Regions from separate parts of the Homo sapiens genome. Here region 2 is linked to region 1. A link is a loop called in an ENCODE intact Hi-C map of the cell type or tissue named here. Cell type or tissue: ascending aorta. All regions are shown on one strand. Links, peaks and the distances in the headings refer to the core of each region. The heading gives the core; the rest is flanking DNA.

Region 1 (2,915 bases), core at 115-2,614:
GTTTGCATTTGAGTGTGGCCAGGAGACTAAGCTCTAGCCAAGGAGATGTAAGTAATGACATATGGGCCAAGGGCGGTGGCTCAAGCCTGTAATCCCAGCACTCTGGGAGGCCGAGGCGGGTGGGTCATGAGGTCAGGAGATCGAGACCATCCTAGCTAACGTGGTGAAACCCCATCTCTACTAAAAATAGAAAAAATTAGCCAGGTGTGGTGGCGGGCACCTGCAGTCCCAGCTACTCGGGAGGCTGAGGCAGGAGAATGGCGTGAACCTGGGAGGCGGAGCTTGCGGTGAGCCGAGATCACGCCACTACACTCCAGCCTGGGCAAAGAGTGAGACTCCATCTCAAAAAAAAAAAAAAAAAAAAAAAGATATATGAAGCTTTCTGGCCATGCTCTTATGGGATAGAACATGCCCTCTCCTCCCACTTGAGTCCCTTCCTAAGGACTGGGATGCAGATTTCCTCAAAGAAGCTGGAGCAGCCCTCCTGGCCTATAAGCTAGAGGATGACAGTGCACAAAACAGCATGAGTCTGGCCCCCTAGCAGGCATGGAGTTACTAAGCCAGCTCTCAGCCACCTACCCAGATTTTCACTTGAAATAGAAAAAAATCAACATCTTGTTCAAGCCATTATTATTTCCGACCTCTGCCACAGCAGTCAAATCAATATCCTAACTAATACACAGAATCTGGAAGCTGGAAGTAATCAACCTTAACAATACAAATATGCAGCATTGGCTTAGGGGTCAGCATGGGCACAGATACTGTAGGATGGAAGAATGGCAACCCTCAGAGATCACAATAAAACATTTGGCAAAACCCGTGATATCTTAGAAAACAGCCTGCATGCCAACATGGCCTGTAATTCTAGGGGAACTGGTCGAACAATACAAAATTTGGTGCTTACTGGCTAAGAAGTCCTGCAAACATGAAGCAGACTCAAGCCAAAGCTTGCCAATTCGCATGCAAAGATGAAAGGGAATACAGTCTGCCTGAGGAATGTCCGCGGTCTACAATCAAAGTTTTCAGAGTCTGGTAATTTGGGGCTAAGTAGGGTTGAAAAAGCCTACTCCTTCAATATCCACAAGAAGCAAGCTGGAGAAACTGTTTAGCCCTACAAAAAGGATAGCCTCCAATGTCCACTTCAGATCTGACCCCAGAGGAAAAGAAACACAGAAAAACTCTCCAGAAAATAAAGTCAGAGGCTACAGAGGGCCAGGCACAAGGGAGCTCCTTCAAGAGACCAGAATCAAGGTTGCCAGAAAGGCGAGGTCAGAACCTCACAGTACTGCCAGGGGAGGAAGCGCTCACAGCTCAGCCTGGCAGGAGCTGACAATGGCTATGGACCAGCGCAGAGTATTACTCCCCATTCTTCCCTTTTCCAAACAGGACTTTCTACTTCCATTATCCTAACCTCTCCACCACTGTATGGGGGACAGCAGAGCCCCTGATAACTTTGTTTTAAACTAAAGATTCCTGGAATGTACATCACCCAGGGATTCTGGACTCTGAAGTTGATCCGGGGTTGTCTCCCTCGGGAGAAGGGTTTGGAAAGAAAGGCATAGACTGCTCTCCCTTTCTGATGTGAGAGAACGTATAGCTGAACACATGGCTGCCCAAGAAAAACTATTTCTCAGCCTTCCCAGCAAGTAGCTGTGGCCATGTGACTTGGGTTCCAGCCAGTGAGAGGTAAACAGGAGTGATCTGTGCAACTTTCAAGCTGTGCCATGAAGAGGCACATGACCTCCCCTCCCCTCTCTGGCCAGAATGCAGACATACAAGGGCCAAAAGATGGAAGCCATATGGTAGGAAAGTAGGTACAAGACAGAAGGCACCTGGGCTCCTAATGAGCGCAGAGCTGCCATACCAGCCCCGGCCTCCTACCCAGACTTCTATTTAGAGAGAAATAAACATCTATCTGGCTTAAGCAGCTGCCACTTCATGTCTCTCTGTTACAACAATCAACTCGATGATAACCTAACTCATCCCTGCACCTTGGACTCCACTCTTTCATACTCCACATGCAACTCACTACCCAATCCTATTGGCTCTACCCACAAAATGTATCTGACCATCTAGTGTTTGACCCTTTCTCCCCCTCTCAACCACTAACCCCAGTTGGTGGCCCCCACATCATCTCTCCCTGGGACTCCTTCGATGGCCGCCTTTCTCTCTGCTTTTGCTCTTTCCTCCTTATCTATTCTCTTCACAGCAGCCAGAATGCCCAGGAGGGCAGAGATTTCTGTTTTGTCCACAGGTGTACCCTCATGGTCTAGAACAATGCTGGACATAGACCATATTTCATCAAATATGTCAGACTGTAGACTGTACCATTATTTTTCACCACCAAGAGAAACAAAATATGGCACATTAAACCACAACAAAATGCCTGAACAACAGACAAGGACAGAGTTGTCATCAGTTACACCAGGCTCTCATAGCCCTGAAATTTCTTTCTGAGGAATGTGGAGTGTCTCTGACCTAAGGTTGCATTGCCTGAGTGTGAAATGCAATCCTCCTAACTGTATGTTCAGTTACAAAATGTGACATGGCTTCACACACTTATGGATTTCGGCCTCTCTGAAGCTCCCTAATGCGGGGGTCCCCAACCCCTGGGCCACAGACCAGTACCAAGCAAGCACGCGAGTGAGGGAGTGAAGCTCCATCTGTATTTGCAGCCACTCCCCATCACTCGCATTACTACCTGAGCTCCGCCTCCTGCAAGATCAGCAGTGGCATTAGATTCGAATGGGAGCATGAACCCTACATTGAGTTCTGCACGCGAGGGATCTACATTGCACCCTCCTTAGGAGAATCCAATGCCTGATGATCTGTCACTTTCTCCCATCACCCCTAGATGGACCGTCTACTTACAGAAAAACAAGGTCAGGGCTCCCACTGATTCTACATTATGGTGG
Region 2 (2,915 bases), core at 287-2,786, 81 kb before region 1:
TTTACAAAAAAGTTTTTCCACTTCATATCTTTCCATGTCAAAAAGATTTATTTCATAAACTTTAGATGGCTCCTCTTGCCAGTGTTAAACATGACTATAAATAATTACAATTTAATAAGCTATCAAATTCAAAACATATTTAAAAACATAACTTGGTTTCAAGATTTCTAGTACTTTTAAGAATTCCAACACTTTCCTTCAGACATCCAACCATCCTAACATTAGAGAACGATGAAAAACACTTTTTAGGGACATAAACATAATTTAGCATGCCCATGGTAACTCAATCAAACATTATTTTCAACAGTTAATTTCCTCTGTGATTCGGACGCAGCTCTAGAAGTTGCTACATGAGCCGAAGAGTGCATTTAGGCATTGACACAACGTTGAGATGCCTTTGAGGTTCAGGCAGCCTCAACTCAGAAGGAAGCGTTCTCACTGCCTAGTGCAGGAGTTCACAAACGTGGCTGCATATTAGGATCACATGGGAAGCCTTTGGAAACCCCAATGCCATGCCACACCCCTGGTGAATTAAATCACAAGGTCTGGGGTGGGGAGCCAGGCAGAAACACCTTTAAAGATCCCCAGCTGATTCCAAGGTGATTCCAACGTATGGCACAGCAGGATCCACTGACCTAGAGAATGATCACAATGATTTCTGATTTTAGCTTCAACAGTCTTCCGCTTCCTGCCTCTCATTATTGTACCCTCTCACTCACTGTGTCCTCGTTATTATGCAAGCATCAATAATGGCACAAAATGAAATCACTGTCTACCACAATGGAGGCCTCTGTCTTTTGAACAAAAGGACATTTTGGTGATATCAGATGCTAAAAGCTCCTCACTGAAACATCAAGCTAATTCACACCACAACCCAAAAGCCAACAGTCCCATGAAGGAACATCTACATAATATGGTGATAATTAGTGTTCACTAAAATATTTCATCACTGAACTCAAACAATCAGATTATTCCACTTCCTTTTATCTGCCACAGGGAGAACAATACATAAGGATTCAAATAATTTTACCAGGAGCCCCAATAACATGTACAATGGAAAGAGCTCTGGCATAAATCCACTTAAAATTATTTTTTAAAGTAGGAATTCTGGTTTCACCTTCTAATTTCCCAGCATTCTTGTAGCCTTTTAGTGCCATGACAGGTTTGAATTTTTTAAATAGATAAATACACCCTTTGTGTACAGCTCTGTTTTAACATTTATCACAGTATCTGTTCAACTGTTGCGCTGTAGCTCTTATTTTTGCAGTAGATTATGAGTGCCTTGAGGAGAGGGACCTTGTCTTCCTAGCTTCTGTATCACCAGTGTCTAGCACAGAACAGATCGTCAGTAATGAATTCATGGTATAATGGAATCCAATCAGTGGAATAAGTAAAAGAAATAAATACAGTAAGAAAAACAACCATGGTCTCAATTTACATAAGACTTAATTTATACATAGAATAAACTAATTTCATTTTGATATTTTTTCCTTTACACTTCTGCAACGAAAATATTCAGTAACACTTCAAAATACTTTTCTCCCAAAATTTCAAATAAGCGAATTCAGAACAGAAAGGAGCTTCTAATTTTCATTCTAGTTTCAGCATTTTCACAACATTCAAGCCTCCCCATGGGAATCTAGCTGAAGCTTCTGTCCACAATGTATGCCTGCTCTAAGTGCGTTAAAGAGCTAAGCAGATTTCTACTTCCCAAGTAAATATGACCTTAGGAAACAGGGAGGGTGAACAAGAGAGCTACACTGAGATTTTCTGCACAAAGTAAACACATAAAGATAAAATTGTATTCATTTTCTTAGTATGTACAGCTTTGCCTTTTTTATTTGCATTTTTAATAGGTTTTTTTTTTTTAAGTAACAAAATTTCATCCCAACTATGGTATGCTCATTGCTAGGAGATAAGTTATCTTTTTCATAAGCTATACAAAGTACATTGTAATAAGTGCATTTAACTCCTGTCTAGGACTTGGATAGGTGGAAGATGTACCAGGCTGCTAACTGTCTTCACTGATGCATCTCACTGCACACCAAACACTCTGCATGGCCAACACAGTGATTTCATGTTTTAAATTTGAAAACAAGGTTGATCTCATGGACCTGAAAGAAAAGTATATGTCAAAATAATCTGAAAGAAAAACATCTATTGAATGAGTTAAAGAAAAAGAACAAAGTTTTACCATGAGGGGGTATTTAAAGTAGTCACTGTCGAGGGAGCACTCTTTGGCAGCAAGAGCCAGGCCTTGTAAAATGGGGATAAATATCTATAAGAAAAAAAACAAAATCAGAAATATAAGTTTAAGAGAATCTAAGAGTGGGAAGTATGTCAAATAAGGTGCTAGAACTGAATGTCCAAATTTCATTCCTTCCCCAGGGAAAAGCTTTTTTGCATATAAAAGTCTAGAATTCAGCCAGAGTGTTGACCTGTTCTTTGACAAGTCTAACCATAAAGTAATACAGCTGAATTCTCCAGAAGTAAGAGGAGTTTGGTGAACTCTAATACTCTGACAGGACCCCCAGTAATTCAACAAAACCCAGTAATTCAACAAAACCCATACATTTGGAGCCTGTTGAAGAACTCTCCAGGAGTCGTTGCTCTACTCAATTAAATTCTGCACATCTCAGCAACTAATATGTTCTTGATTACCAAGCATCTATAACCTGTTAAAAAATTCAATTAAATGTTCCAATATTTCCTCCTTTCTATCTATCTATCTATCTATCTATCTATCTATCTATCTATCTATCTATCTATATTGAGACGGAGTCTCGCTCTGTCACCCAGACTGGAGTGCAATGGCACAGTCTTGGCTCACTGCAACCTGTGCCTCTGGGGTTCAAGTGATTCTCCTGCCTCAGCCTCCCGAGCCAGCTGGGATTACAGGCATGTGCCACCACACC

The links. A loop is a pair of places that touch in the nucleus more often than their neighbours do. Peaks named below come from ENCODE experiments on the same cell type or tissue, not always from the same donor. Only the 100,000 strongest peaks of a DNase experiment are listed, where the experiment ranks them.
Region 2: a loop joins it to region 1, with 1.8 times the contacts of the local background. A loop is called at or near these places in 7 of 110 quality-filtered maps.

The regions. Positions count from the first base shown.
Region 1 is chr1:10,044,941-10,047,855 of GRCh38, reverse strand. All of the region lies in intron 1 of UBE4B (ubiquitination factor E4B), which reads right to left. Among named protein-coding and RNA genes, the nearest start is that of UBE4B, 13 kb to the right of the region's middle. In ascending aorta, for the core only: no CTCF peak of the experiment used is centred there; a DNase peak (open chromatin) is centred at 1,285; H3K4me3 peaks cover 391 bases; H3K27ac peaks cover 2,419 bases.
Region 2 is chr1:10,126,157-10,129,071 of GRCh38, reverse strand. It overlaps UBE4B (ubiquitination factor E4B), which reads right to left. Exons shown (of 28, transcript NM_001105562.3): 11 at 2,195-2,278. Among named protein-coding and RNA genes, the nearest start is that of KIF1B, 83 kb to the left of the region's middle. In ascending aorta, for the core only: no CTCF peak of the experiment used is centred there; no DNase peak of the experiment used is centred there; H3K27ac peaks cover 732 bases.